4 separate regions of the Homo sapiens genome follow, and all the other regions are linked to region 2. A link is a loop called in an ENCODE intact Hi-C map of the cell type or tissue named here. Cell type or tissue: A673. All regions are shown on one strand. Region 1 has its middle 510 kb from the start of LINC02955. Region 2 has its middle 40 kb from the start of BCAT1-AS1. Region 3 overlaps LINC02955 (long intergenic non-protein coding RNA 2955). Region 4 has its middle 63 kb from the start of SOX5.

Region 1 (8,000 bases), 1.6 Mb before region 2:
CTTTTTTTTCAGTAGAATGGTTTAATTAAGTAGTTAAGTAAAAAAGAAGCATATGGAATACTTTGGCTTGCTTTTCAATAACTTCTGGAACAGAAACAAAGGTCCACTTGTTTAAGATCTCAAACAAAATAATTCTAAATATGGCATTTAAAAACAAACACAATAAAATTCAATCCTTAACCAAAGATCCATAAAAGACAAACAACTAAAGTAATTGTTTTTACTGCTGTTATTATAAGTAATAATTTCATTTATTTCATGATGAGTTTTGCTTAGCTACAGTGGTTTTCCATAAAAGAAAAACATTGAGGTTTTTTTGGTGGTAATGAAGAGGAAAGAATATATAACATTTTTTAAGTGTGGAATTAATTATTTTGAAAAAAGTGTCAGAAGTATAAATTATCTGAAAGAAATATATCTGCTATAAAATTCCCAACTTATGTAATTGTATGTCTATAAATATTATTTTAATAATCATTTTGCTTATATTGCCAGTTGTGTTGAACCAAAGCTCAGAAATAGAAAAGTCACTCAATAAGAGTGACATCATGGGGCTTCCATATTCTCCCTCAATGACTTCCAGATCAAATTTTCTCAGTGTATAAATGAAAAGATGATGTTTCTAACAGCCAGCCCTGCAGACTCGACCTGGGATCTGAAGATCCAGCTGTGTTCACTTTGCTTCTTCTACCGTCACTGTAATGAACATGCTACATGGCTGACAACTGTGTTGATGGTGCGTGAGGTTGAATATAATCTAGCTTGTCTCTTCTGTGAAGGATTTTCTGACTCTGCTAGCCTAAGAAGAATAAAGAAAAATGAGTATATTTTGGTCTTTTAAAAATGTTTGTTTGTATCTCTTGAGCGGGATTAGAAAGAAACTGGAAAACACACAGAGCGCAAAATTACTGACTAAGACAATTATTTTACAGAGACACTTTGAATCCTTCTCCACATAATCCATTCTCTATCAAGGGATGATAATTGAGACTCTATGCACCTCACCAAAGAACAACCCACACACTTGTCACTGCTGTGATGAAGGATGATATCTGTGGGCAACAAAATATTTAAAAGTTTAATTCTCATCTGATGTCACAAAATGCAAGTAATTTAAAGTCACCCATGTGCTAAGAGAACAGCAAGTTTTTTATCATTCAAAATTCTTATTCTCTGGAGCATTTTACTTCCCATTATTGTGATCATAGAACTCATATCTGCCCTGAGCCATCTATATTCATATCCATTGTCTATCCACAATCGTTTTTTCAGATATTTTTGCCCCCTTTCTGTTTCCTTTCTCTCACCACAAAAATCTGCCTGCTGCTTTCCTCTTAATCTATCCCCACCACACTGAGGCTGTCAAGAGAGGAGTAAATAGGAAGAACTTAGAAAATAGGGGTTTAAGGAGCTTACATGGAAGCATGATGCACAAAACCCAAGGGTCAGGGATGTGTAAATCTTTGTAAGGATGTGTTCTCATGGACTACAAAGTAAATCTGAGCTGGGCTCAAGGAGCCAATCCCACTTGTTGTGCTTCACCCTACTTCCCTTCCTCTTTATGCATTCAGGTTTCAGCTCAAATGCCCAGAAATACAGGTTCTTCCCTGCACTATTAACTCTTCATCACATCAGCTGTTTATTTCCTTCTTGTGACTTAGCACAATCTATAATTATCTTGTCTATTAATTAATTAATTTTTAGAGATGGGGATTTCGTTATGTTCCTCAGGCTGGTCTTGAGCACTTCAGCTCAAGCGATCTTCCTGCCTCAGTCTCTTGAGTAGCTGGGGTTATAGGTGAGTGTCAATGCACCTGGCATTGTCTATTAATTTCATTTTTATATATCATTCTACTAGATTGCAACCTTCCTGAGGTTAGGGACTCCATAATTGGATCTTAATAAATATTTTAAAGAAGGAATAAGATGTATTGAAAAGACAATGGATGGGAAAGTGAAGTGTGGCCAAAATGAACAGAGAAAGCATTTCAATGAAGGGAAAGAACAGATCCTATAACTAGAAGCTGAGATTTGTGTTCTAAAGTGACATAGTGTCCTGATCTGAGCATCAATAGGCACAGGAGCTACTCAGCTTCTTCACTGACTGACCATACCATTGTGTAAGTAGATTTTCAAAGAGGATTGGAACATTGGGAAGAAGTGGTAATCAGTGATTTGGTGGTTCTCAAGAAAACTAAAACATCATATTTTAAACTGGATAAGTGAGCCAAGCTGAGAGAGCGAGAGGCTGCTCTTTGGGTCTGGAATCTGGTGCTGGTTGTTCGATTTGTGGTGAGATGGAGTGTTCTGGCAGATAGGGGGCTTAGCACAGCAGAGGGGAGATAAGAGAATTTGTGACTCAGTGCTGTTTGTGCTTTGCTAGTCCCCGGCTCTTCTTCAAGCCCCAGATTTACTTAGCCTTCAGGAGACTGGAGCACCGAACACTTGAATAATAAAAATGTATTTAAATAAAAAAAGCTTATGAAAACATTTTGTAATATTTTTCAATCACTATATGTGAAAAGTAATGTAGCAGATACAATATGGAGTTTAGATTAAAACTCAAGTTTGAATCCACTTGATCTATCAATTACTGGCTTGGAGACTTTAAACAATTATTTCATTTATCTTAAGAGAGTTCCTCCATCTGTAACATAAGGATACTGATAATGGAGCTGTTGTAAAGGTATAAGACATTGTGAACATATTTTTCCAACTCTAAAATTGTAAACACATTTTAATAATTACTACATCTTTTAACACAGAAATTGATGTTCTTGAAGAGTTCAGCTCAGTTGACCACCACATATTATAATTCAGTTTTTAAGGATGTGGGTTCTGATGTCAGGCTAGCTGGATCAGAAGCCTTAACTTTCCAGTGCCTCAAACTTTTTATCTCTAAAATGGGTATAAAGATAGGGTGTACTTCACATGATTGTCTTGAATATGAAATAATATAGTCCGTATCAAACCCTTAACACAGTGTCTAGAACACAGTAGGAGGCCCATCCATGTTCACAGGTATTTATTACTTTTATTAGCATTAGTTTTACAGGTATTAGTTTTACTTTCTGTTCACTATGGGATGTCCCTTGAGACTTCTTTTGCTCAAGTCCAGGTGCATTTACACGTGATGACCACTAGATGGCAGATGCACCATTTTTATTGCTCAGATTGGTACCCAGCAGCACTTTGTCCTTGGACTCTTCCTGGCATTCAAGGATCTTGGAGAACCCCAGAAACAGCACCTTGAGTGAAGTAATCAGATTATTTTTTTCTAGGAATAAGTCATTTGTAAGTGACGTCTATTAATATGCTTTGTGTTGTAATCATTCAGGATAACAGTTAAAAGAAAAAGGAAAAAAATATATATATATCAATAGGTTATACTTTCTCTTCTAACAATCTCCAAAAGGAAGGTAGGTGAAGGAGCATTTTCTTCTGAGAGTTTATGATGTGTATTCAATGTTAGAACTGATCTGTGGGTTTGAGGAAGAGAGAAAGATACTGAGCTAGACAATATGGAGTTTCTATCTTCATGCAGCTTACAGTCTAGGAAAAGAGAAACATAAAATGATATAATATGATATGATGTAACACATGATGATAATGATATGACAAAGGGATAATGCTGTCAATGATAACACAACATGGTCAATTCTGGTGCTGAACTAGTAACTGGTTACCGTGAGAGCTCGATTAACTCTGGGAGTTAGGGAAATGTTCACAAGAAGGTAACATTGGAGTTGGGCCTTGGAAGTGATGAAGGTAGTAGAAAATAAATAGGGAGAAGTAGTCTTCTAGTTCCCCATACCCCAAATGCACATATAAAGGCTTGAAGTTGTGAACGACCGTGGTGCATTTAGGGGAACAAGAGGAATGCCTGGGCTACGTCACGCAAAGCCTCAAATGATACAGAAGGACTAGCAGACAGTCTTAAAAGACGGAAGTTACAAGATCCAAATGAGTTGTTGGAAAATTACTTTGAGAAAATGGCTAAAGTTTTTGGAGGCATGAGACCTAAATTAATGCTAATCCATTTTGTCACAACCATGTCTTTATCTCCTCCTACTTCCCCCATCCTCGGTTTTGGAAATAGGTATTGGTAGATACCAAATAGCTCTTTGCCAAACATTCTGTTTTGAACCTAGAGTTAAGTCCTCCAACAGCCAGCTAAACTGCAGACAAATTTGCCCTACGAGTCCATTTGGGACCTTGGGGTAGGTTAAATGGGACGATCTTCCTGCCTCTCATTCCTATCATCTGATTACATAGGGCCTTTGGGACCATATTCAGTATTTTGCACTGTATTTGGAGTGCAATGGGAACTTTTGAATGAGTTCTGAGAGATGAGTGAAGAGAACTTGGGCTGAAATGAGGCCCGTGGATTAGAGGGTAGCCAGAGTGAGTGCCACTGCCTCAACAAGGCAAGGTGACTTTAACCCAATGCTAGTAGAATTGGAAAGAAGGGACAGATTTCTGATATGTTGAGTAATTAAAATACCAAACTTGGCAACCAATCAGATGTTGTGAGTCTCCCAGAAGGCACTGCTAATGAACATATCATTTCAGCTTGTCTCTTCATTGCTGAGTACTTTACATCAGGAGCAGCAACAGAAAAGGCCAAACCTCAAATCCGCTACTATAGATGTATTTTTATAGGCTCCTAATAAAAATGGGTCTTCATTACAAAATTTAATTGCTTTAAGAATCTTACTGACGTTTTAGCTCTCCTGTTGTGTTAGCTAAGAAAGTCAAGGGTACGCTGAGGTAACAGTGTTAAAATCATAGCGATTTAACACTGCATAGACTTATTCCCCCTTATGGGACATATTCAGTGTGAGTTAGTAAGAGGCTCAGCTCCACGTGGTCATTCAGGGAACCAGCCTGACGGAGGTTTAACCATCCTGTAGATGTACCTCTGAAACACAGGCCTTCCTCAGCTGCCATTGCAGGGGAAGGGAACTGAGAATCCCACCTGAAGCTTTTCATGCTGCAGCCAGAAGTGACATATTTCTACACACACATTCCACTGGATCAGTCACATGACCCCACCTAACTGCAAGAGAGCAAATAGAATATCTAGAGCATTACAGGCTCTACCTCCACGCCCCCACCCACCCCCAACACACACACACACACACACACACACACACACACACACGTGTCATTTTTCACAAAGAGAGATTTTTTTTTTTTCTAATTCTTCCTCTGAGATACTATCCCTGGGTGAGGAGGAGAGAGAAACTAAACCATAGTGAAAGGTGGCTCCTGGGTTGTCAGCAAGGCTCATTTACTGACTAAGGAACTTTTTCCTCCAAATAAGCAAGACTTAAAATTGGGCTTTAACAATTTTACAAAGACCTCAAGTCATGGGTTCTCAGGTTTGTAGGAAATGAGTGCATTAGAAACGAGAATGTTAAGGGTTGGCTGCAATGATTCGTCCTCCCTGGAGCACTGGGCTCGCCTTTTCTGGGTGTCTGAAGGTCGTTGGCTTCCTCTTTCCTCCACTCCTGGATCATCACCGAACAGAAGCTTTTCTAATTGAGATGTCAACTCTCAGTCAGATTGGCAGCTAAAGCCCCTTCTCAAGGCTCAGCTATTGAGTGAAAAAGGATTTAAACTGACATGAACGCCAACCTGGGCTGAGAACAAGTCTGTGAGGTAAATTTCTTCATCCTGACGGCTCCAAGCCTCTTTCAGATTCTCTATTATCTAACAGAGTCCTGCTTTGACTCCTTGAGTCATTGCTAGCTGCATACCCAGAGTCACTGCAGAGACATTGTTCTCATCCCATTTAGTTTGGTTCTAAATGAAAAGTAACACAAATGGAGTCAAGGGGTCTTTCTACCTGTGCGATTGGCTTCTACCCCCAAATGAAACCTTTTAAGGCTACCAGGCTGCTGTTTAGATTCACAGTGGCCTCAGCTTGGGAGGCCACCATGCTGCTGTTCCCTTTGGCCATCCCTATCCTCAGAGAACTTCCTTGTTTTACCACCCCCAGAAGCTCTTAAATTACATAATATGGAAAAAAAAGTGATTGCTTTGGAGATCAAATCTACATAACTGGGAATTTTAAAGATAATTTTTGGAAGATGTGTGTGTGTGTGTGTGTGTGTGTGTGTGTGTGTGTATTCCCCTTTGCTTCAAAATGCTATTGCTTGTCATATAGTAAAATGCCAAAAACATATTAGATAAAAATACTTCTGTCTGTGTGGTCACAGTTGAAGTGACTATGGCAAGTTATTTCTATGATTTATTTTCTCCCTTTGTAAAATGGAGTTTTTCCAAATGCAAATTGCCAATACTAAACACTGCCTAGATCATCAAGCTGTTTCATAATAAAATAATGTATGTGGAAGCTCTTTAAAAATCTTTTAATCACCATGCACACATCAAGTATTTCTATCATTAATACTCTCTTTTTTTTTTCTGTTGGGAAGATGACTGAAACAAGGGACTTCCGAAAATAATTTGCACCTTCAGGAAGTTCTACTACACACAGTTCATTGAAAATATGAATGCAATGACAATAAACAATGGCTATGGAGCAGGATTTTCAAAGTAGAAGTAATGACTACTGCCTTAAAATCACGCACATATGCAGAACTACAATTATCCCCGCCTCCTTTGCAATTCTTTTTTGAATTAGTTCTGTCTGCTCTTCACTTTAACATCCCTCCAAAATAAATTAAAACAAATCTTTTCATTTCTGAATGAGATATGATACCCTGTTTTGGATATTGTTATATCACTGATGGAGTGGTAACAAGGTCTATTTCAGTGCAACAAATGAACAGACCAAAATTCAGGGGGCCGCTTGTTCACTGGGTTAGGAGACAGTTTCTCTGGAAATCTACAGTGTTCATCATCCCTGAAATGTAAACTATCTATTTATATCTCAAATAATGATAAGTGGAAGTGTGATCAGGAAAGGAGAGACACAGATTTTCTATAAATGTGTTTTTCTTGTGATAATATGTGAAATTATATTCCATGTTAAATTGCTCGAGGCAAGCAAGGTTTAATATGTATCTAAATAATTAAGCTAATTGTGTAAAAATATATTTGCAGAATTCGCCAAATGTGTTAATACATTTCATACCCTGTTTACCCATTTTACATGACTAAAATTTGCTTTGTGAAATATTCTCCAAAATACTGAAAGACCTCACAGTCTTCACAATTGTTATCAATACTCAGTACTTCCTGGGAAGGGAAAAAAGGTGCTAAGAGTCACATCTCGAGAAATGGCATGCTGTCTTTCCCTTTCCTCTACCTGTTTCTCCCTCTTCTTCTCTATTGAATTTCAAATTCACTTTCCTAAATGTGTACTTTGGGATATTCGTGTCATACCCCTAAATGGCATTGTAAAAACAAAAGGACATCTTCTCACAGGAGAGTGTTCCCATCTCAATTAGTTTTGCAGGATCAACAGTCTGCAATTTGCCAGCAGATTCCCCTTGCAACGTGTGGGCCAGACTGATGTCACATGACCTTTCCAATCTTTCCCACATATAAATTGCACAGAGTGTTGGGTGAGGAGCCAGAGTGCTGCCATTGAAAGAAGAAAGAGAAGGAGAAGGAGAAGAAGAAAAAAAAAACTTTACCGCTCTTTATTGCTTCTTAGAGCGAATATACATTATATTTTGGTGTGCAAAAGAGTAATGCTGGTCAGGCATGTTTTGGCACATAAACATGTTGTGAATGCCAAATGACTCAGTTTTTGACTGGATGTGTGTTTGTGTTGCTCAGTTAAAAAGTGCTGGTGTGCTGTCAGCACAATTTATAAGATGAGTAAGGAGGACAACATCTCTGGGCCACCTCTCCCACTTTGCCTCAGGGAGAACTTCACAATTTCCTTGGGATTACTGCTCCTTGTTAACCCCTGCCTTGTTTGTTCCCCAGCACAGCTCCTCTCCCACCCCAGCTTTCTCCCAGTCTTCCTCTTCTCTACTGCTATGGGTCTTAGATATACTTCTGTCGCATTGTGTTAAAAT
Region 2 (8,000 bases):
GAGGTTCTGGAACTAATCAACAGATACCAAGCGTATTAGTCCGTTTTCATGCCGCTGATAAAGACACACCCAAGACTGGGTGATTTATAAAGAAAAAGAGGTTTAACTGACTCACAGTTCCACATGGCTGGGGAGGCCTCACAATCATGGCAGAAGACGAAAGGCACGTCTTACATGGTGGCAGGTAAGAGAGAGAATGAGACCCAAGGGAATGGGGAAAAACCCCTTATAAAAACATCAGATCTCATGAGACTGATTCACTATCATGAGAACAGTATGGGGCAAACCAGCTCCATGATTCAATTATCTCCCACTGGGTCCCTCCCACAACACGTGGGAATTATGGGGGCTACAATTCAACATGAGATTTGGGTGAGGACACAGCCAAACCATATCACCGAGGGACAAGTGTACCTGGAACATGCATGGCGCATAGCAGGCATTCAATATGTATTTGTTGAATGAATAGTCTGTGCATATTTAACATAAAGTTAACACAGATTTGCATGCTTTTCACTTAATCTAATTAGTGTGTAAAATTTTCTACCAGATCACATCACAATCTTAATTACGAAAAAGTTTTCCCTTAAATAAAGATACGAAGTGTAAAACTCCCTTTCACGACGTATTGCATAGACTTAGCCATTTATTAACATCTCTCCCCTACGGAAAAGGCAACTCCACTGGCTGCTATCTTAGTTTAAGGATCCAGTCTCCATGTTGAGGAAATATTGCTTGCTTATCGTTCAGATTATTGGTTCACTACAATTTAAGGGCCTAGAAATAGTTAGGAAATAACCTTAAAATAAGCAATTTACTCCTTCCCAAACAGAATCAAATCTGTTATTGAGTTTCTTTTTGGATCAATGAAAGCTGTCATGAGATTATACACTAGTTTTTAACTCCTTCATATAAAATAGAAAATGGTTACTTATGAAATAAACACAAACATTTCTTTTTAAAATGCTTTGTGACTTAATCATTGGACCAGAATTTTCTCTGGATCGATCAAGAATTTTTCTTTACATATCAGAGTTGATGACAGAAATAAGGCTGATTGTATAGAGCTTCAATAGAGGAAAAAATAATTCTCCTTAGAAAAATGAAAAAAATGAGAAAGTAAAACGTTTAAAACAATAAATTACATCTCTGAGTTGGACCTGAAAGGTTACTGTACTGAAGTCTTGTAATTACTTTTTTCAGTTCTACAATCAAAACCTATTAGGGCAATTTTATGTGGTTTTTCTTTTTTCTTCCTTTTTTTTTTTGTTTTGCCTAACATTCTTGAACTGAGTTCAAGTATTAAGTATTTCGCCATATGTCCTGTCAGTCACATATCTAAGACAGAATAAAATAAATGTATTCTCAGACTGTGTTTCACACTCTTCCAAAGTTTTTTTTTTTTTTTTCCCATGGAACTCACAGAGCTTTTAAATCTGGTTATTAGCCCTGATACTTTCTCCCTTTTCATCTTCCAAACCCTAGGCACAATCCCGCTGACCTCTTCTGCAGCTATTTGATTCCCAACACAATATTCAAACACAACTAGGGGCAGCCTTCCTTAATCAGGTCTGTCCCTGCAGAGTTTGGTTTGCTTTGTTTTAACAAGCAGGAGTCTTGATTTTCTACAAAGCTCTGCAAAGGTTGTTACAATCGGCGATTGAAGGAAACCGAAAACTGATTGCCAAAGAACTAATTGACCTATTTTTTGAGTCTTCATTAATTTCATTTTAGCTCAGTCATACGAACATTTAGTCAACATCTGTCTACCTTGCAGGCCTGGTGCCAAGCATTAGACAAATAAGACATGGCCCTGTTTATCGTAGAATAAATGCTACGGCGGAAACAGGTACAGAGTACTCTATAATACCAATGGGGTGTCGCACTGTTAGGCAGGCAGTGTTTTATTTCTATAGATTTTCAGGGTTTCTGTTCTGTTTTCAGTGTCTCTTTTCCTAGGAGTCAGAGAAAACTTTCTAGACAAAATCATGCCTGGGCCAAAATTTCAAAGTAAGTGTAAACTTGGCAAAACTAACTGGAAAGGGCATTCACAAATTCCATTGATTCATTTTTACCAATTTTATTTTTCTAAAAAAATGAAGAGGAGGAAGGTTGAGACCTAGTATCTAAAAGGAGACTGGATTATCTCTAAGTCTTAGTATATCTTGGTTTGTTTACCTTTGCTGAGCTCACTCGGGGTAAGCTGCAGTCCTATATTGAAAATGCTTGATTTATTTTGCTTGCTGTGGTGTAAACATCTTCATTAAAAAAATAGTTGCCCTGGTCTGAATTTTGAAAGTAAAATTAATATATTCTGGATTAAGTGTGAGTGAAATCGCATTTTAACTCAGTTAAAAGACATTCTTTTTAATAATCAGGTTTAAAATTTTGAATGACTATACATAAGATTTTTAAAAGAAGTATTCAGTTTGAATTTTGCTTGCTAATATCAGAAGAAACCCTACTTCTATGGAAAAGAGAACTGTATTCCATTTTCCTTAATCCTTTGTTAGTTTGTCTTCCTTAATGTACCCACTGTGGTTGTTTCTATAACATATGGGATTTTATACATTAAAGCAAAGCTGTGTTTGTAAAAAAGGAAAGAAAGAAAAGAAAAAAGAAAACTGCTGATTTTAAATTCCAGTTTTTATTCTATGTATACTATACTTGGTTATAAAAAAGTTACAGATCATTCAGTTTTGCCCAGATTTTACCCTACAGAAGTCCCTTTATTAAGAAATGAGATTTAATGAAAAGAAAAGTAGGGCTACTGTTTATGTGGCTGCAAATATCACTGGGGAAATATTTCATGTTTACATTTTGCTAAACTATTTATAGTGAGGACACATACTACAGTAAGGCCCTCTTTTCCCCATATAATGGATATCTTTGTGCCTTAATTCTACACACTTGCACAGTTTACATTTTTACCCAGTCTGCCCACATTTCATGCCACATTACTTTGTCCTCCAAAGCCTAGCTATATTGGAGCAACATCTTCTGGCAGAACAGAGACACTGAAAATCCAGAGAAATAAAACCCTGCCTGCCTAACAGTGTCTTAGATCGTTAGCAGGGAACACAGACCAAATTTAGCTATTTAACAAATCTCTCATTGATGATTATTGGGGTTTTTTCTTACCCTCACTATTGATCTTTGAAAGCTCTCAATTTTAAGCAACTGAGTTTCTTTCCCTGAATTAATGGTTAACACCTATTGCTGTGTTTTATCTATATTTTAACTATTTAGCATGGTGTATGAGTACACCATGTATGAATCTTCTAAAACAGTTCTTGCCTGAAGTATAGAATCAATGAGTGAACTTTGGAGTCCCTCTGGTGGTCATTTGAGTCAGTTTTAAATGAAACTGATCTCTTATAAGCCCTTAGATACCAGCCTCATCCATTGGCCATCTTATCTCTGCACCCCTACCCCCTCCCACCCTACTTCACTTTTACCACTCATCACACATAATTCCTCACGCTGCTCCTATGAAGCGCACAAATACAACGTAAATAATTTCTATAAATTTCTAATATTTGCTTGTGGAAACATTTTGCCCACAACATTGGATTTACAATAAAATGCTCTCCTGTTTTATGACGCTGCTGAAAATTAAAACTGTTGCCAGTTCCCTGATTCTTCAATAGGAAATCACAGCTTTGGTTTCTCCTTTCCTTAAGTAGATTTTACAAATTAATTGTAATTTTTAAAGCATATCTTTCTTCATGTGTGTGTGGCCCTTAATGACTTGTATTTCTTTTTAGTCACATGATTTAGTCTCTTTGAACATTAATTTCACTAAATTAAGAGCCCAAGTAGAAAACAGTTGTGCTCAGAATAAACAGTGATTTGGGGTAGTCACTGTGCAAATATATTGTCTTTCCCGTGATTCCTTCTTTTTACCTGTAGAGGAGCGATGTCTTCCTGGACTGGCCCTTGAGTGGTGGAGGAGGCTTTCAGGAAAAGTCTTGAACTGTGCTTAGAAGAGATTAAGAAGTCACTTACCTAGACGGAAGTGAGATGTCTTCTTGACATTATGTTTCGTCCCCTTGATAGTCCTGTCATTATCTATATTTCTAGTCTGTGGTCTTAGAATTTCAGAGCATTAAATGTTCAGTTCCCATGAGTTTGTGGTTTTTCTGAGTGGGTATGTATTTGCGTGCCTTCACTTTCAGTTGAAAGATATTCATCCTTCAGGGCTGTGTTTGCTTTTATTCAGAAAATAAGTATATTTAATGTACTGTTTTTGAAAAAGGAATGAAAACAGTGATTGAGCTGATATTGAGATCATCAAGTGTTTCTAAATCTCTCCAAACACATTGCTCCCTACATGCCCAGAAGGCACCATCTTTTCCTCTTAATATAATGGGTTTGCTTGAGTATCAAAATGCTGCATTATACAACACGAATCATCACACTGAAGATATCAATCACTTGTTTTATTAAATTAGAGTAAGAGAATTTAGTACAGAACAGAGGCAAAAAAAAAAAATTATTGCTGGGCATGGTGGCTCACACCTGTAATCACAGAGCTTTTGGAGGCTGAGGCAGGAGGATCTCTTGAGGCCAGGTGTTCATCACAGGCCCAGGCAATATAGTGAAACCCTGTCTCTACAAAAAAAAAAAAAAAAAAAATTAAATTAACCCATTATGTTGGTATACACCTCAGCTACTCAGGAGGCTGAGGCTGGAAGATGACTTGAGCCCAGGAGTTTGGGGTTTCAGTGAGCTATGATTGATTGCACCTCTGTACTCCAGCCTGGGTGACAGAGCAAGACCCTGTCTCTAAATAATCATCATAATACCACAGCACAGATCATGCTTTTAAGAGTTATAACAACCAAATATAAAAATCTACATATACACATGTTTTATACTATTCAAAAAATAGTCAAATAGATATAACCTTGTCCACTAGGAACAAAACACAAAGTTGCATTTGTTGAAAGTCGACATTAATTAAAGAAAACATATAATGAATAATTTGCAAGAAAAAAAGAATGTCATCTTTTGCTGCTTAAGTGTTGCACCGCACAACAGATGAAAAAACAAACAACAGCAGCATTACTTCTATTGCAGACATTTTTTTCCCTGTAGTTTCTGACCTCCAATTCACTTTCATACTCTGTGCTGCTTCGGGGCATTCAGTGTTTTGAAGGAGAGTTGATGTTTATATTTTAACATTTTTAAGAGAGGTAAATGATTCAATGTAGCAAAGAGAAAATAGGTTTCATTGTTCTTTGGGTTTTAAATAAGTAGTTACTGTTAAGTTATAGCAAGCAAATCTCCAACATCTTGCATTCATCACTATTCTGATGCAGTTTTTCAGAATCTGTAACAATGTGATTTATAGACTCATGAATAAATGTTTCAACTGTTGTCATATGGTCTTAATTATGTTAAATTAGAGGATCTGGCTGACAACACTAGAAACATGGATGCCTAGCACCATCTATTGTTCATGAACAAAACAACTGTATGGTAAATAAAGGGGAAAGTCCTTCCCCAGGTAGGACTTTCAGAGAGGGTTTGCATTAGTTTTCTACTGCTGCTGTAACGAAGTATCACGAACTTAAACAATGCAAATGTATTATCTTTGGGTTCTCAATATTGCTTATAGGTTAGAAGTCTGCAATGGGTCTCACTGCGCTAAAATTAAGGTGTCAGCAGGGCACTTAGGGGAGAATCTGTTTCCTTGCCATTTTTAGTCTACGGAAGACACAGCTTTGAGAGGCCACCAATATTCCTTGGCTTATAGCCATCTTCCTTCATCTTCAAAGCCAGCCATATTGCATCTCTTGAACCATTCATCCATAGTCACATTGCCCACTGATTCTAACCTCAGCTGGGAATGTTTCTCTGCTCTTAAGGAGAAGATTCAGGTGATTAGGTTGAGTCCATCCATACAACCTATCCAGGTTAATCTCCTCATCTCAAGGTCCTTAATCTTAATGATATCTGCAAAGTTCCTTTGTCCACATCATGTGACATATTCACAGGTTCCAGAAATTAAGACACAGACATCTTTTGGGAGGCCATTATTCTGCCTACCACAGGATACGAGAGAGCACTAATTAAAAACCATATCTAAATATACAAAATTTAATCTCTTGACTTTTGGTGGAGTCAGTATGTTGGCTGTGGTAGATTATCATTATGTTGGAGACAGAGAAGATTTGCTATTTTAGTGCTTATGAACTTATACTACAATTTGTTAATTTTCTCTCACTAATACATATTAGGTAAGTATTCTTAAAATGACCATTTCTTAAGAATCTCCCTACTAAATTCAATATTCTTTAGGTGATGAGTCAGTCCTTATTTCTTCCAACACTCAACCTCTGCCCCTCGCCCTGCCCCACCCTTCAACCTGGTCAGCAGTGTGCATGTTCACACACACACACACACGTGCCCATACACACATCTATACATATTCATGCATTCAATAAATGTTATTATTTTCTAACCTTTAATGTCTGTTTTACTGAAGGGTTCAGCTTTGAATGTCTTTGGGAACATATAGATAACTTTCTCACCTTCCTTTCAACACTGAAATACTCTGTGATTATTCCTATTTTTTTTCTACAGTCATGCCATTTGTATGTCAGTGATAGATAATTTTGAGGCTAAGTCCTCATCTCAGCATCCAGTTTTATTGCATTTGTAACAGTAACACAGATACATGAGCTGCTGGGCTCTCAGGATGCCATTAGCGCTTCATGATTAATCTAGAAGAGGAAAAGGACAGTTGTTAAAGAAATACCCAACAACTTGCTCCATGTTAAAATCATTTCCTCTCCTGACCAGGAGATGCTTGTGACAACTAAAAATAGAGGCAGCTCTTGGTTGACAACATTGCTCTTAGTCTTCAATTATCTGTAACCTATGCCCATCACCTTAAATTTTCTGGAGGAGAAGAAATCTGTAGAGAATAGTTTGTCACTTTGTGATGTGTTTGATGTTTCTCACTGAGGAATGAGAAGAGAGGACATTTTGGAAAATAGAAGCCTGTTTTTATAATTTTTCAAATTTGGTAACAAAATAAAGGTACTGAGTTTTTGAAAGGACTTGAAGATGAATATCAGCTCTTCCTGGTCTATCCAAACTTCCCTCTCAAAATCAAAACAAAAATGTATACAAATATAATGTATAAGTCACGTTCACAACCACATAACTTGATAGCAACACTATCCCTGTATCATAGATATTATTTTGCAGTTGAAGAAACTAATGTTCATATCTAATTGACTAGGATTCTGCAAGAACATGCTTGTCGATAAGGATATGTGGAAGTAGTCACTATTACATAATGTTGGTGGCAGAAAAAAATTAATCCAAGTTTTCAGAAGGGCAGTATTAAAATGCTAACATATGTCTTAAAGCAAGTCTTGGACCCAAATTTTTCGCTTTAAATAAGTAAAAGTTTAATGATGTGAACAAAGATTGAAATAAAGTGGTGTTCCATGGAATACTACACAGCCATAAAAAGAAATGAGATAATGTCCTTTGCAGGAACTATGGATGAAGCTGGAAGCCATCATCCTCAGCAAACTAACACAGGAACAGAAAGCCAAACACTGCATGTTATCATTCATAAGTGGGAGCTGAACATAGAGAACACATGGACACAGAGAGGGGAACATCACACGCCAAGGCCTGTTGGGGGGTGGGGGTGGTGAGGGGAGGGAACCTAGAGGACTGGTCAATAGGTGCAGCAAACCACCATGGCACACGTATACCTGTGTAACAAACCTGCACGTTCTGCACATGTATTCCAGAATTTAAATTAAAAAAAGAAATAAATTTTAAAAATGGTGTTCATCTCAGCATTGTTTATAATAGCAAAAAATAACCTACGACAGAAACTGCTGATATTCAGCAAAGTCTGTTTCCCCTCCCTCATGGACACACCACTGGGCTACATTTCCCCTGTTAGAGATGATCATGGGGCTGTATTCTGGGTGACAGAATGTGGGCAGAAGTGATGATACAACTTC
Region 3 (8,000 bases), 1.9 Mb before region 2:
TTGGAGTTCTCAATTGTCTCCCCACCTCCACCCATTTCTCCAAATAATAGTTTGTCTTTTTATTAAGAAATTCAAAGATAGAAATATTTGTGACAGATTGAAGGAGAGATTTAAGTGAAGTTAATTAACTATAAATCATTGATTAAATACATTTTTTAATAAACCACACAGTTTCCTTTCTGCTGCTAATCACTAATTAACCTGAAATCATTCAGTTAAAAATCCCTACAAGTTTAATTTTGTTTTTCATCATTTAAACTAACCCATTTAATTAGAAGTTTACTCAATTTTTTAATATTCAGTAAAAAGATGGTGTCTGATGTGGTCAGGTAAAATTTCAATCTTTAGATTCAAAATTCTCAGCTGGATCACAGACTGATTTGAATGCACCACACGTGCTTTTCTGGAGTCCCCCGTTGGACACAGAGTACTAAGACAGACTCAAAAAAGCATAAACATTTATTAAATAAATATGTACCCTGGCTCTTCAGCAAATGACACCTTAAATTAGACATTTTTATAAACAAAGTTGAAAAATAAATAGAAGATGTGATTTTACCCAGGAAAATAATTTTAAAGTGCACTGGGGATTGGTGGTGGAAAGACTATTAACAAGCAATAAAATGACTGAAAGTTGAAGGGAGAGGAAATAAGAAGAACTGAACATGAAATGTTCCCAGATTATCAAGTTGTAGTTTTCGCATGTGTGTGCAAACACAAACTTGTGTGTATGTATAAATTGCACACCTTATTAATTTGAGGTTTCCAATACTTATAGTATATTAGACTAAGCTGGGCTCTGTTAGCATCTGCCCTCCTGACATTCTAGTCATTTAATACCTATGTACTGTACTCATCGCCTTGTCCAGGTCCTCCAATTACCACCCACACCTGCCAATTCAGCTGGGCTGGGATTGAATCCTATTTCCATAGAACTTTATAAAATCTCTCAGCCTGGGTCGGAGTTACCTTTGTTTTCTGAAGTGCTTTTCAGGTAGCAGGAAGTGGGGCTAAGTCTTGCTTTGATTGTGTGCTTGAATGTATTTTTTCCTTTTGTGGATCTCTGGGTTCTTATCCATCTGCCTTGCTCTGCTGTCCTTATTTTTGTGCTGCCTACCTTGACTTCTCACATGCTATTTGAATTCTGAAATAAAGTCTGGTCTGGAATTTGGTGCCTGGATGAGTCCTTGCTCCTGGATGCTTTCCTTATTCAGGGATCTCACCTCTGCCTGACCACATACTTCTGGGACAGGCCTTCCCTGTCTGTCGTCACACTTCCCTGTGGCTATCGTCCAGTCTTTATTCCTAGCCCTAACTTATCCCTTTGGCCTGAGTCCTTCTGGACTTGATGGCTTCCTACGGTCTCAACCCTGGTAGCCCCATACCCCACAGCATTATGGAACTCAGTTGTCATGTTACTGGCCTCCAACACCCCTAATCTTTCTGAGGCTTTTTTTTTTTTGTCTGCGATTGAGGTTAGACTAGTGTTCTTTGAGGTCCCTTCCAGATCTAATGCATGATGATTCTATCTACTTCAATCACAACCTAAAATAATAGGAATGGGGAGAAGGCTTTAACAAAACTTGTTATGACTAAGAACTTTATCCTGTGTGGATCAGGAGGAGGTGCCCATGCGGGTCTACGGTTTTCCTGCTATGTTTTTGGTCCTGACTTGCCTGAACAGCAGCGGGTATAGAAAAGGACAGTGAGTGACTTGTCCTGGGATTAGGGTTCAGCTTTGAGTCTCTTGCTCATGATCTTTCCTTCAAGACCTATAGGTCCCTTTTTATTGTTATGCTTTCCAAATAAGTGGTTTGTTTTCTTTCTTCTTTCTTTCTTTCTTTCTTTCTTTCTTTCTTTCTTTCTTTCTTTCTTTCTTTTCTTTCTTTCTTTCTTTCTTCCTTCCTTCCTTCCTTCCTCTCTCCCTCCCTCTTTCTTTCTTTCTTTGTTTCTTTCTTTCATTCTTTCTTTCTCCTTCCTTCCTTCCTCCCTCTTTCTTTCTCTCCTTCCTTCCTTTTTCTTTCTTTCTTTCTTCTTTCTTCTCTTTCTTTCTTCTTTAGTTCAACTTAAGCTTTTTCTTCTTCACTTAAAAAATCCACCCTGAGCTTCTCGACCTGTATTTGATACATGGTCCAGTGCTTTCATATTCTAGCCTCCAGGTCTGACTGTGGCAGGTGTACTTAAGCATTTAGGGATTTCTCCATCAATGAGGATCTTTCAAATGTTCCTGAGAGATAGTTTGAGTAGGTCAATAGCTAAGATGAAAATAGGATTTGGAATAACTAGAGAGTTAAAATTATTTTAAAAATAAGGAAATGTTGGCCAAAGACTAATGTATGATAATAGTTCTTTTATTAAAAGAACTGGTTATTTATGATAGCAGAAGGCAGCCTAATTTGTCTTTTAGTAATGTAAAAAACTACCCATTGAGAAGCCATGTTAGTTGATGAAATGCTATTCAGTTGTCCTTATTCATGCATTGTCTTTATTTTAATGACTTGGAAAAGCTTATTGAGAAAGATGTTCCAATAATAATTTGGAGGTAGGGACTAGGATTGTAGAGTTTGTTACATGAGAAAACCATGAAAACTTTGAAACAGTTCTTTTCATATTATTGTATAAAAATTGTGGGTTTATGCTTTGAGCAGGTTCACCCCCCTTTCATATAAAGAACTATAAAGAGTTGCTTTCTCTTTATCATGGGAGGATATTATGTTCTGTTTATTCACCTTCATAATAATCACATAGGTCTTCTGAAATAATTGTAATGCACGGCTTTCAAAGTAGCCTAAAATAGAGTATATAGAATTTCACAAAATTTGCAAGGTGGTTTCAAATACCATTCTCACCATTTTATAGTTTGGTAGAGTGGAATGGTGCAGATTATGATTTTAGGTGAGTTTCTCCAGTTGTCTTCTAGTAACAATCAAGTTATAAAGAGATACCATTCTGTCTCCTAGAAATTTCAGCTTGATGCCAGCACTAGAGCGTGTATTCATGTTCCTTTTAAGGTGTATAAAATTGGAACGCTAATTTTCATCCCTGACCTGTACTCTATTAATTTCTCATGTAAAGTGCCGATCACAGTGCCAGATACAAGAGCAGGTACATCATAAACTCTAGTTTCATTTCTCCTTGCTTCACTTTCAGGTACTCTAAATACCAAAAGACTCTGAAAAGAATGCACATCTTAGCCTCCTTAGCTCCCTAGAAAATCATATCCAGCATGAGTTCAGATCAGGTGATATTCTGGAAAGCTTGGAAAGCCTCAGATTTGTCCGTTACTTGGAGCATTAAAAAATCCTAGCATGTTCCAGGGTGGGACTCTTGCCAAGACCATGTGCCTGAGAGGTTGCCAGTGCACAGTAGGATGTTTCTCAGCTTTTGAATGTGTTAATGACCATGGAATGCTATTGTGTAGATCAGCCTGAAAGTACTGTTTAAGAAAGCAAGATCACAAACGATGCATTTAAGTAAGTCATTTCTTTGCACTATATTGGTTATTCATAAGTTGCATCAAATTGAAGATACAAGTTCACAAAAAGTAAATTGATCCTAGATTTTAATCGAATGCAGGCTAAGTAAATGCTTATCTTGGAACTATATTTCTATTTCTTTATGAGAATATTAGAGTTAAAAGTTTGTTACTTTAATATAGTATAGTTGATTTAGTAGTAAAGATTTGGAAAAAATTAAGTCCCCAAATATAACAAGTACTAATATATTTAAAATATAGAAGAAGATTTTTTTTTTTAAAAAAAGGTGTGGCTAGCTGAGTAGTTTTTGAATTACGTTAAGCACACGTTGCCAATGTTTATTAGTAAAAGTTCAAACCTGTGACATATTTGTTGGCTCAAATACAAATACACAAAACTTCAACTCAAATATATTTTCTTGCACGACAAAAATCTGACTAATGAAGCAACAACAAACATCTTTTGGGAAAGAAGGAAAATCGAGTTAAGAAAAGATGGGGAAATATTTTTTATTGTCCACTAGATGTCAGTACTGAACTGGCAAAACATCTGTGCCATGGTGCTCTTAGACAACATGCTATTAATTTATAATAAAAGGTATCTGACAGCTTTATTCTGATGAATTATGGGAATCCAAAGCATAATTCCCAGCCTTTGGTTTATAAATTGTCATTGATTTTAATGTTCTTTGTAAAGTTGTGGCATGCAACAAATTTTCCTGCCAAGAGCTGTTAAATAAATAGTCATCCTTTGCTCTGAGTAGTACATTGAACTTGTTAGACTGATGAGCAGAACCAATTGATGGTTATCCATAAACCATTTATGACAGATGCACAGCAGCAATTCAAACAATTATTGAATGCATTCATTATGTATTTTTAAAAAAATCTCAAGTGAACCAAAAGGAATATCACAGGTAATAGACCGTAGCAATGCCACACAATTCTTTATGAGCTACTTCCTGATTGACAGGTGACTAGAATTGTTGTAGGATTTTCTGAGGGCTCATCAAACCTCACTGGAATTATTTGGTTTTCTCTATTGTGCGATTTGGCATCCCAAAAGTATATTGCATGCCTTTTCTAAAGAAAGATGGTTATTGTAAAGACAGAAGCTTTTGTTCATGTAAAGATCTCTTACAAACTGGCATGAGAACAAAAGAAAGCTTATGCCTGAGATATAATTTCAGTGCATTTGGAGATTCAGTTTATGTATATGGGAATGTGAAATTTGGAGGTCTATGATGACCAGTAAGTACTTAATCACTTTAAGCAAAGGTTCTATCTCCTAGAAAAATTCTCCACTGGCCTTATGCTGTTGTATTTGATTTCACTCTCTGAAAACACTTAACATCCTTGGCGGTTTTCAGAAGGACCCTCGTTTGCCTTTGTTCTTTGTTTGAAACTGTCCCGCATGTTCTGTTGCTATGTCAGGGACCACCTCTCCTCCCCAGAAGTGGCTTTCAGGGATGTAGCCTCCAGTCTGTTGTTTGTACAATGTTTTAAGACTTCTTTGGGATCAAAGTAAAGTGACCTAAGCATGTAAAATTCTGTTAATGGTGCTATTTGTAAAAGTACACCAGCAGACTACCTTTAGGCACGGTTAAGTAGTGAAACAGTACATTAAAGACTGAGGAGCTGACTCTAATGTTCTATCCTTGATTTCCTTTTTTAAAATCTATTGCTCTAAATGTTGTGATATGCCAGGAGTGCACAAGCTGGACATGTCTCCCCAGTTTCTCTTTGAAAAGGATAAGTCCATGGGCTGAGGACCTCTGATCATACTCTGAATTCCTCAAAAAAATTGGAAGATAGTATTCATTTAGTGTCGTGTTCTTCAGATTTAAAAATAAAATATTCTTTTTAAGAAAAAAACATTAGGAAGACTGAGAGCTTGATACACATATGGCTGCCTTTTACAAGTCATTATGATCTGTCATATAAATACTGTATTTACTGACATTTCAAAATGTGGACTCTAATCTCCACACACATTTATTTTTTTAATAGTTGCTTTTCATTGCAAGCTTCAGTCCAACAAATAACATGAGAAAACATGCAACATGGTCCATAGGTTCGACTATCAATGTCATTACTCTTTAAAAAGCTCAAAGACAGTCGAATTCAGAGTATAAAGCATTTAAACCTAAATCCAGTTAAACTAAATGGAGTGGGGTGGAAAGTTAGTGAGAGGAGTCACTTTGAGCCCTGATACAGTTCTTCACTGCAAGGGATGAATGGTAGCTGTGTATTGCCGTGTATTTTTCCAAAGCTATTTTAATACTGGTTCCTTTACCTAACTCTCAGACTTTCACCATCTCTTCTATTTATCAACAGCGAGAACTCTTGAGCTGCATTAATCAGCTGCAGTGGCATTTCAAACAGGCAGTATTACTCTATGCAGTTACCAGTGTTTAAAAATGTACATTCTTTGTCCAACATTGTGACCACCTGTGGCCAATCAATTTGATCCATAGACTCAGCAGCTTTTTCTGTGCCGAGGGTAACTCGAAAAGACTGTTTCTCAGGCTAATGCTTCTGGGGACCATGGGCTCAAGCAAAAATTGGGTGTGGTGAAATGGGGATGGAGTAAAATAGTCTTTTAGAATTTTGTTGAAAACTTGTGTGACTAGTATTTTGGATAATTTTTACTCATGCAAATTATCCATATAATTCCCTTGAAGTAAATACTGTAAAAATGTTGCATCTAAAAGTGACTAAGGCTAAATAAAATAACTGATCAAATCTAGAGAGGAAAAAAAATAATTCTTTTGACGAACTGAAATGTTCATTTTTCAATCAGTTTATTTATTTAGTCACTGAATATATATCAAGCTCCTGCAACAGGCCGGGTACTATTTCTTGCACTGGGAATATAGAAGTGGAGAGAAAAAAAGTTTCTTCCTTCCCTGGAGCACGCATTCTGGTGAAGGGAGGCAGACAATGAACAAATACATATAAAATAAGTCATCAGGGGTGAGATGTGCTGAGGCAACAAAGGTGAAACAGGTCAAGAGGGTTAGAGAATGGGGTTCTCAGATGTCTACCATAAGGGGCTTTCTCTGAAAGAGCATACAGATTTGGGTTGTGTGCTCATTTAGAGAGAAGCACCTTTGGTAGGCATCTGAGCAGAAACCTGGAAAAAGGGATTAAGCTGGCCCCTGTAGCTAACCAGGGAAGGAGGATTTCAGGCAGAGGAAACAGCATGTGTAAAGCCCTGTGGCAGGGACAGGCTTGGTGTGGGAAAAGAAGAACAGAGAGGTGAGTGTGGTTAGAGCGTGTGAGTGAGGGGAAACTTCTGCCATATGAGGTGGGAAAAGTACGAGGGAACGTGGTCAGATGACGTAGACCTTTATGAGATAGCGTAAGAACTCCAGCTGTTTGTTCTAAGTTATCTGGAGAGGGCTTAACGGAGACAAGTGAAGAGAACTGACTTACACCTTAAAGAACTGCTGTTTGCTCTGTAAAGGTAGCGAGGTGGGAGATAAGGGAACTAATCAGGAGCTCATCTGGGAAATGATTACAATAATCCAGGCAAGAGATAATGGTGGCTTTGCCAGTGTAGCTAGGGAGACACGGCCAGATTCTGGCTATATTTTGAAGGAGAGCCAACAAGACTTGCTGATGGGTTGGAGGGGATGAGAAGAAGGGAGGAGTTAAGGATGACTAAGGATTTGGCCTGAGCAACTTCCTAAGTGCTCGTGCTATTTGCTGAGTTGGGGAACACTGGAGAGGATCAGTTTTGGGAGTTTAAGGAAGAATCAGGAGATATTGAGAGGCAAGTACAGTAGTCCTCCATTATCCACGGTTTTACTTTTTGTGGTTCCAGTTATCCACAGCACAGTACAATAAGATATTTTGAGAGATAGAGAGACCATATTCACATAACTTCTCTTACAGTATATTGTTGTAATTGTTCTATTTTATTAATTATTGTCATTAATCTCTTATTGTGCCTAATTTATAAATTAAACTTTATTGTACATATAGGAAAAAATGTAGTATATGCAGGGTTTGGCACTGGTTTCAGGTATCCACTGGGGGTCTTGGAAGGTATTGTCTGCAGACGAGGGATGACTGTAAATATACAATCATGAATTTAGGGACAAAATCAGGTTTTATCGGTTTAGTGATATCACATAGTGTCATGGGACTGAGTGAGATAACTTGGGAGGAAAGGGAGAACAGGTGTGGAGCCTTAGTGCATGCCAAGTCAGATGTCATGAGGAAAAGGAAAACCCAGCAAAGGACACATTGCAAGAAGAACATTAAGAAAGTGGGAGCCTAGAACAGTGCTTCTCAAAGTGTGGTCTGTGGACTTGTAGCAGGTATGGGCTGGGAGCTCTTTAGAAATGTAAGCACTCAGACCACACCCAAACTCACTAAGTAAGAAACTCTGGAGGTGGATCTCAGGAATCTGTGTTTTGTTTTTTGAGATGGGGTCTCTCTCTGTCACCTGGGCTGAAGTGCAGTGGCACGATCATAGCTCACTGCAGCCTCAACTTCCCAGGCTCAAGTGATCCTC
Region 4 (8,000 bases), 770 kb before region 2:
GAAAAGAAAAATACCAAGCTTACAGCTATTACAGCCATCCCAGCAGACATGTCAGCCATATAAGCGAAGAAGCTATCTTGGATATCCAGCCCAGCCATGCCTTCAGATGATTTCAGCCCTGCTGTGATCTGACTACAACTACATAAGAGATTCCACGTGAGACCCATCCAGTTAAACCCAATCAAACATCGGGAGCAGAAAAGAATAATAAATTGTTTGTTTAAGCCTCTGAGTGTTGGGTTGGTTTTTAATGTAGCTATAGATAAACAGAATTGGGTATTGTGTGGAAAGAATTCAGACTAGGTAGGAATTAGACTTTTTGATTCTTAGGCTCCCATTCACTGCTTGTGTGGTCTTATATAATCAAAACTTATTTGCATCCTATATTTTCAGGTGTAAAATGAACAGAGTAGACTACACTTAGATCAGATCTGAGAGCCACTGAAGAGATTCATGGGTTCTACAAATTACCTCAAATTTAGAGCAGAATCTTATGTATATATATATTAAATTTTGGAGTGACAGGCTCTATTTCAGCAGATTTTCAAGGGTTTATCAAATTACAAGAAGAGGTTAAAAAGATCAGAGTATTTCTAATGCCTTTGGCTTGAAACATTCATTATTTTATGAAAGCCAAAAAGAAAATGGAAGCTTACAGATGGCCTGTGGTATTTAGTCAAGAATATTTTTATGATTAAATTTTACAAACAGAGATATCAGGTCACATTATTTAAGAATATGTTTAAATCTGTGCTTGGTCAAAATGGTATTGGGTTCCCACCCATCCCTAATACCCTCCCCCAGAAATTGAAACTATAAAAACCTACTAAGATACAAATTTTGAAAAATTTAAGGAGGGACAATGAACAAAGTAGAGATTTCTTGCTGGAATTATATTGTCAGTCTTGGCCTCTTGCAAAGAAGATATCTTCCAGTACCTAGCGTGTTCCCATTAGCTGGTATTTTCTTATCTTCATTCAATCACCCAAATCTAGTCCAAGCTTTGGATTCAGTTTCCATCAGTAGAAATATAACAATTTTCATGTGTTTCTTAGCAATAAAACAATTTCTCAAAACAAGAAAATGTACTGAATAACTACAATGTGCCAGAAACTTTTCCATTTATCAATAGATTTGTCAACGTTTTCAGAGTCAAGATAAGCTTATTAATTTTTGACCTTTCTTGCTACTAGAATATAGTTCCACAGGGGCAAGGATCTGTGTTGGTTTTGTTTCCTCACATACCCCAAGGTGCATCTCTAGGATTATGTCTGGCATACAAAGATAATAAATATGTGTAAGATGAATGAATATGTGTGTATGGAGGAAAGAAATTTGAAAAGGAAGTAACTAGCAATAACACATTGGATTGCATCCTGAGAAATCTGATCCCCGTAAGAAAAATGTTATATAGGTAGAAACAGAAATAGGAGGTAGCAGTTGCTTTGCCTAAATTGCACATACAAGAGGCTAAACCAAAGGAACACAATCATAATCCAGGGCCAAGGAAGAAAGATAATTTACACCTTATTAAAAAATTGCCATTGCTACCAAGTGCTGTGCATTTCTTGGAGAATCTTTCTTTAAAAATTTGAATAATATTCTAGGCCGGGTGCTGTGGCTCATGCCTGTAATCCCAGCACTTTGGAAGGCCAAGGCAGGTGAATCACTTGCGGTCAGGGGCTCATGACCAGCTTGGCCAACATGGCAAAACCCCATCTCTACTAAAAATACAAAAAAAAATTAGCCCGGTGTAGTGGCACATGCCTGTAGTCCCAGCTATTCAAGAGGCTGAGGCCCAAGAATTGCTTGAACCTGGGAGGCAGACGCTGCAGTGAGCCGAGATCATGCCACTGCTCTCCAGCCTGGGTGACAGAGCCATGCTCCATTTCCAAAAAAAAAAAAAGAATAATATTCTGAAATATTAATAGGGTTTAGATGCCAAAGAGACCAGTGGACTAAATCCCAAATGACAACATAATTGCTAAACACTATTTTTGTTTTAAGAAGTACATATTGGAAATATTTATTTTCTAATAAAGGGGAAATCATGACAATGATACAGCAATAAACTGAAGTAGCCTATTTAGAAAATTGCTTGTAATACAGCAGGGCTACTTACATATAGGCAGAATTGCTTATTTGCAGATTATCTACAATTAATCAAATTAAAAAAAATAGAAAACAATGTTCCTTGTCTTACAAATAATTCACATGCGCACATGCATACACACTCATACACACACACTCAAATTTACTTTACCTAAATAGAAGTGGCCACCATGGTGATTCATATCAATGACTTGATAATCATCTCCTATTTTTTCAGGATTGGGAAATACGTTTTATTTTACCAAAATTGTAGATGAGCCCATTGTGACTAAAATTTTCCTTATATATTTTCTTTCCTAATTCTCTCCCTTCTTTGCATCTATTCTTTCTTTTTACTTTCCCAAAAGAAGAAGATTCCATATTTTTTGTTAACAACTTTTATTTTGTAGAGTAGGAAGAGATATTAGCAGTTCTGGCCCATTTCTCAAGTTATTCCTTTGTGGTAAAAACCTCTTGTTGCTCATTCTTCTTGCTGTGCCTACAACCTGATTCAGGCTTGAGTTGACTGGAGTTAAAATCACCTTAACACTGGAGACACAGGTTAACGGCGACCATTCTAAAGTAACAATTAAGGATAGTAAAGTAATGTATCTGAAGTGAAACTTATCCCCTATTGCAGTTTATTTATTATCTTGGTCAACTTTTAAAATGACACTTATACTAGGAGTCTTCCTAAACGAATGAGTATTAACATGGAACATTTCCTCTGCCAATTGACTAACAAGAGAAAATATTATTTTCTCCTATTAATCTTTGATACAAGTGTAGAAAAAAAAGAAAAGGTTAAACTGAGATATCTGATGTTAGAATCACACTCAGGTGAACATTTTTCCCAGGACTTCAAATTTTATTCAACAGTTAGAGGTCCATGCGTTCTTTAGCCACAGATCACTTTTGCTAACTTTTTGTAATTGCATACTAATAATTCTTCAAAAACTTACAAAATTTCATCAAATTGCTGACTTCAGCAGAAAAAAAACAGAAATGGTAAATGTCTAGAATCTTAATTTGCAAATGGGTTATTTAGCGGACAAGTGGTTGTTTATTTTTACTTTAAGCAACTTCTTTCCATAGTAACACAGGCAACTAGAATGAAGTATGTTCCCTTGGCAAGACAGAATGAAGAAAAGTCTTGTTCATGAGGGCAGTTTCCAAGTCAACATCACAAAGGTAACTTACATCAGACATATTTTTCCACACTGGAAAGAGTCCAGAAGACATTCAGGACATGGAAATTTCATATGACACGGAAGTCCTACTGTCTACAATTTTCAATGAGATGTAAAAAGCTGATGAAATGATGGATTTGAATTTTTTTTCAAACCCATAATTCACAGTAGATAATTTTAAAGTGAAGGAAAACATTTTGTGATCAATCTTTGAATATCTCTGACTCATCCTCATAACTCCATGATTACAAAACTGTAGCCTACAAATCTAGGCTTTGTACTTGTCACCTATGGCTTAATAAATACTACCAGGTACTGCTAGATCTTGTCTGACAAACCTCCAAGGAAATCAGAATTGCTTTAGGATGAGAAATCAGCAGGTGGCACTCTTTCCTCTACATCCATTTTTAACCACTGTTTTAGGGCAGAATATTAGAGGTTACATCCTAAGAGGTTGATACCTAAGGTCTTGGGTGAACAGGGGTAAATCAGTGTTGAAGACAAGAGACATCACTAGCGCAATGGAGAACTACCAAACACTTCCTAAATCTATTCAGTAGAAGCACCCTAAATCTATTCAGTAGAAGCAATAGGAACTATTGATAAATCATATTGATAAGTAGCTATTGCCATCTCATTTGGTGATCACTTCATTCCCATGAAAGATTAATACATTTGTGGTTCAAAAATTGTGTCTTATCCAACATGAACAAAAAAAGTTTCTGCACATACGAAATCATCTTCACATTTTATTTCCCTACCTTCACAGCATATTATCATTCAAAGCCTTTATAAAGAGATGAGTTTCTGTATGTGTCTCTAGTCAAGCTTAGAGCAGGAATTGTATGGACTGACTCTGCAGACAGATGAGAAAAAATACAATGGTGCCCTCTTAATAAGTGCACATTAGAGCTCCAATACTTTCTGTAAAGAAGGCTAGTCTGAACAGTGTTGACTTAACTGCTATAACTACTTCCCTGTATATTTACGAAACTTACTTTCTTCATAATAAAAAAGAGGTATTGAGAACATGTCCCCTCAAAACCTAAGACAGCTTAATAATTTTAATGAAAAATGTTCATTCAGAGATAAGAAGAGACCATTTCATTTGTTTATTTAAAAAGAGAATTTCTAAAACGTATCTGCATATTTAATCTGTGCCATTGCCAAGAGTAACCTGGTTTCCCAAGCTTCAAAAAGAAGCTCTAGTTTTTAATAACAATGTGAAATTTGGTGATTTGTCCTTTACACAGTAAAAAGATACTTGGAGAAGACCCTTGCGGAGGGTCTGCTATAGTGAACTAATTTGTATCTGGTCTTATTTGAGGGACTCATGGGAAAATTGCAAAACTAATCTGATTTCCTTCAGAGCTTAACAAATAGAAGACCATTTTTAAGGCTGAAGTTTGAGATATAAAGTAAGGCTTATTATTTTTATCCATAAAATATAGTAAATATTAGAACAAATTAGAATGCTGTAGTTTAAATGGTTTTCATAGATTTCTAAGACCATTTATACATCCTATTTCACATGAGATGCCCCATTTGGAGCTGCCCAAAGGGTATTGTGGAAATAAGACAAAGTACAGCTGTTCTAGATGGCTAGATGAGTGATAAACACAGAATCAACTTGAGCTGGTATCTTCTTCCCATTTGCAAATAAGAAGAGAGAGATGGGTAATACCATTTGAAGAGAAGTGTCTATTAGTCTATTAGTGTACAGGAACCTGAGAACCCTTCGTGACTTGTAGTTTTTATGAAAAGATTTACTTTCCTTTTATTAGCAATGGATTTCGGAAACAGAACTGATGAGGAGATGAAGCATGGATTCCACAGGGCATTTTAAAATAAGCTAGTTGCTCTTGTTTAATCAATGCACTCTATGACTGGAAAGCTCAGATAAGCCAACATTCCTCTCTTAGCGCCTCCTTTAACCGTATGTCATCACATATAACCTTCCTGGATAACTACTCATTATGCATGACGGCATACCAACCTGTGAGAATATGAGGGAGAAAGCATTATGCTCATCAGAGGCTGTGGGTTTAGCCAACCTGCCTAAAGAAGCCCTGAGATTTCTGAGCCTTTTAGCCTCTTTCAGTTCCTGCTCCATCCTCAGCCCTTTCTCTGGTGACTATGTATAAGGCAGCAAACAGCCTGGCAGCACCACACATGTCTGAACGAAATGGCCACTCTTCTAAAGACTTAAAAGTTTGATGTACAACAAATGCAACTTGAATTGAGTAGTTAATAAGCCTTGATCTTGAGTGGATTCAATAGGTTTGTTTCATCCACTGAAAAGTCAACTCATACCTTAAACATTGTGTGTTACAATAAAATGGTAGGTTTTGGGAAAGTCACTTGGAAAAAAGAGTAGAAAAGTCTAAGTTGCAGAGACAAAAACTGGACCCATAAGTAGCTTCTTATAATCACTGATTATTTAGTATGAAATTTTAAATGACTCCTTAAATTCACAATCTGGGGGCCTTGTTCCTAATATAGACTACAGACTACAGGGTGTTGAGAAGCACAGTATATTATTTCATTAAGTGCTTTTTGGGAGAAGGGGATTTAGAGGTAAAACTGCTGGCTTTGTGTGGCAAGGTCATGACCTTTGACAACTTTGGAGCTTATCTCTTTCATCTTCTCACTCCCCAGAGACCTCTAACTTGCAGAGGAATCAAGCACATAAGCCTGGGCTAGGCAGAATTCATCATTGTTGTGGAGCTAGGTTCTCTCTTTCCCTCTCTCTCTCTTTCTCTTTCTGTCTCTCTCTCTCTCTTTCTCTCTCTCCCTTTTTTCCCCCTCTAAACAAAACAGATCTGAACTGAGCCAAGGAAACAAAAATGTATTGTTCCTCGCAGATGGAAGCGAGTGTCGCCTAGGTAACCAGATTAATCTCCTTTTTCTCTCCCTTCCTCTCTTGTAGTGCGGTAATCGGTGGGCTCTTTTCACAAAAAAGCCAGCCTCAAAGCTGGGGCTCTAACTAGGTTCCTAATTAGCTGCAATTTACAATGAAGACAACATGATGAGATAATAGAAATTTGCAAAATAATGACATACCTCAGCAAAATATTCCTCCTCCTAAGAACCATTTTTATACAAAAACAATAAAGAGGGCCCTTCTAAAGCAAAGCTGGAAAATGGTGGTGTATTATGTGACACAGAACATTATTGTTCGCCTCTTGTTCCCCCAATCAACAGCTTATTGTTTGGCATCTTAAATAAAAATGACTCAAATACAGGCCACATAATGATCTCCATTGCGCTAATACACTGTATATACTGAGTAGTCAAAAATGTACGGGAGCCAATGCCAGTGGGGCTGATAAAGTAGCAGGGCCCAGGAAGGTAATTTACAATACAATGCAATAAGCATTATTACTGTTCTTAATCACACGTATCTTTCTGATTCCTGTCAGGATGCAACTCTGACATCAAAAAAGGGCGCCCAAAAGGAGGACAGCTAGTTAATGAAATATGATGGATCACATTTGTTTTCATGTGGTGGTTAGCTCAAATGAAGCAGCCTCCAGACTGTTAGCCAACAGTATTCTCTTGTGTGACATCAAAGACTACTATTCAATGGGGGCAGAAAAAAAAAAAAAATCACAGTAAGACAGCACAGAGGGAGGAGCTCCTAGGAACTGAAAGAACCATTAATAGTAATCTCTACCTTATGTCCAAAAGAACAGAGCATGAGGAAGAAAGGCCAAGGCCAACCAGTCAGTGATTTCACAATGAGGATCATCAGCACCTATGCTGATTTCGGGAGAATGGTGCAGCTAACATGCGGTGGGCAAGATTTCACATTTTGCTACACAGGAGCAATTTGTCACTAGTGACAGGAGGTACCTACCCTCGTGCCTTGTCTGAATCAAGATTACAGCACCCTATGAAACATGGAATCCAAATAATAAAACAGAATCCAATGCCATGTTTTGCATCAACAAGAATCATTCATAAATGACAACAGATTGTCTAACCAATCGGGAAAAAAAACAACCATACACAAAAAGTAAGTCCACATTTGCTTATGGACGAGTAATTGTGAAGAGTACAGCTGCACATACTTGAGAACTAATGGTCCCAGGACTTAACCATAAATAACTACTGACTAAAAACCAATTGGCCAGGGACAGAAAAAGCATTAACCCCTTGGTCATTTGGCCCTCAACAACAACAAGACAACTAGATCCCCTCACAGAGTAATTAAAAGGTAACAAGTAGGACAGATTAGAGAAGGTGCCAAATGGGCTCTAATGACTTTGGAGGAAAAATTGTTGTATTTGCTAATAACATTTGCAGAAACGCAAAAAAATGGGAGACCATCTGGGTATATCACAACCCCAAAGAGTTTGGCGTCCGCCTTTTGGAAATGTGGCCACAATATATTGACTTGCATAGGACTACCAACCTTTTCCAAAGATTTTTTTTTTTAATTGAATCTCAGCCAACAGAGAAAGAGAGCAAAAGGCTGTGACACCGTGCTGAAAACCAAGGATTAGTGTGGTCATAGTTATCTGTGTCTCTGCTTCTAGATTTTCCGTAGATTTGATGTTTACTGTAAAATGATATCTACTCACCAAAACCACTTTACTTTTCAGTTTTATGTAAACCTTACAAGAAATATTCTCATCCAAAGAATTCACTGAGTGACTCAATGTAATATAGTCGGTGGAAATAATAAAAAGGAATGTGTTAAAACTATTAACTGAC

What was found. A loop is a pair of places that touch in the nucleus more often than their neighbours do. Peaks named below come from ENCODE experiments on the same cell type or tissue, not always from the same donor. Only the 100,000 strongest peaks of a DNase experiment are listed, where the experiment ranks them.
Region 1: it touches region 2 in a loop (11-fold over the local background); 22 of 110 quality-filtered maps call a loop at or near these places.
Region 3: a loop joins it to region 2, with 7 times the contacts of the local background. A loop is called at or near these places in 10 of 110 quality-filtered maps.
Region 4: a loop joins it to region 2, with 5 times the contacts of the local background. A loop is called at or near these places in 6 of 110 quality-filtered maps.

What each region holds. Positions count from the first base shown.
Region 1 is chr12:23,202,239-23,210,238 of GRCh38, forward strand. No RefSeq gene overlaps it. Among named protein-coding and RNA genes, the nearest start is that of LINC02955, 510 kb to the left of the region's middle. In A673, a CTCF peak has its summit at 3,131 (motif pointing right); a DNase peak (open chromatin) is centred at 3,153.
Region 2 is chr12:24,775,768-24,783,767 of GRCh38, forward strand. No RefSeq gene overlaps it. Among named protein-coding and RNA genes, the nearest start is that of BCAT1-AS1, 40 kb to the right of the region's middle. In A673, CTCF peaks have their summits at 3,331 (motif pointing left), 3,534 and 5,457; DNase peaks (open chromatin) are centred at 3,334 and 5,404; H3K4me3 peaks cover 315 bases; H3K27ac peaks cover 2,500 bases.
Region 3 is chr12:22,852,293-22,860,292 of GRCh38, forward strand. The region is part of intron 1 of LINC02955 (long intergenic non-protein coding RNA 2955); the gene reads left to right. Among named protein-coding and RNA genes, the nearest start is that of LINC02955, 160 kb to the left of the region's middle. In A673, a CTCF peak has its summit at 3,987 (motif pointing right); a DNase peak (open chromatin) is centred at 3,979.
Region 4 is chr12:24,009,047-24,017,046 of GRCh38, forward strand. It overlaps a transcript of SOX5 not described here. Among named protein-coding and RNA genes, the nearest start is that of SOX5, 63 kb to the left of the region's middle. RefSeq lists a silencer at 3,529-3,823. In A673, a CTCF peak has its summit at 3,653 (motif pointing right); a DNase peak (open chromatin) is centred at 3,685.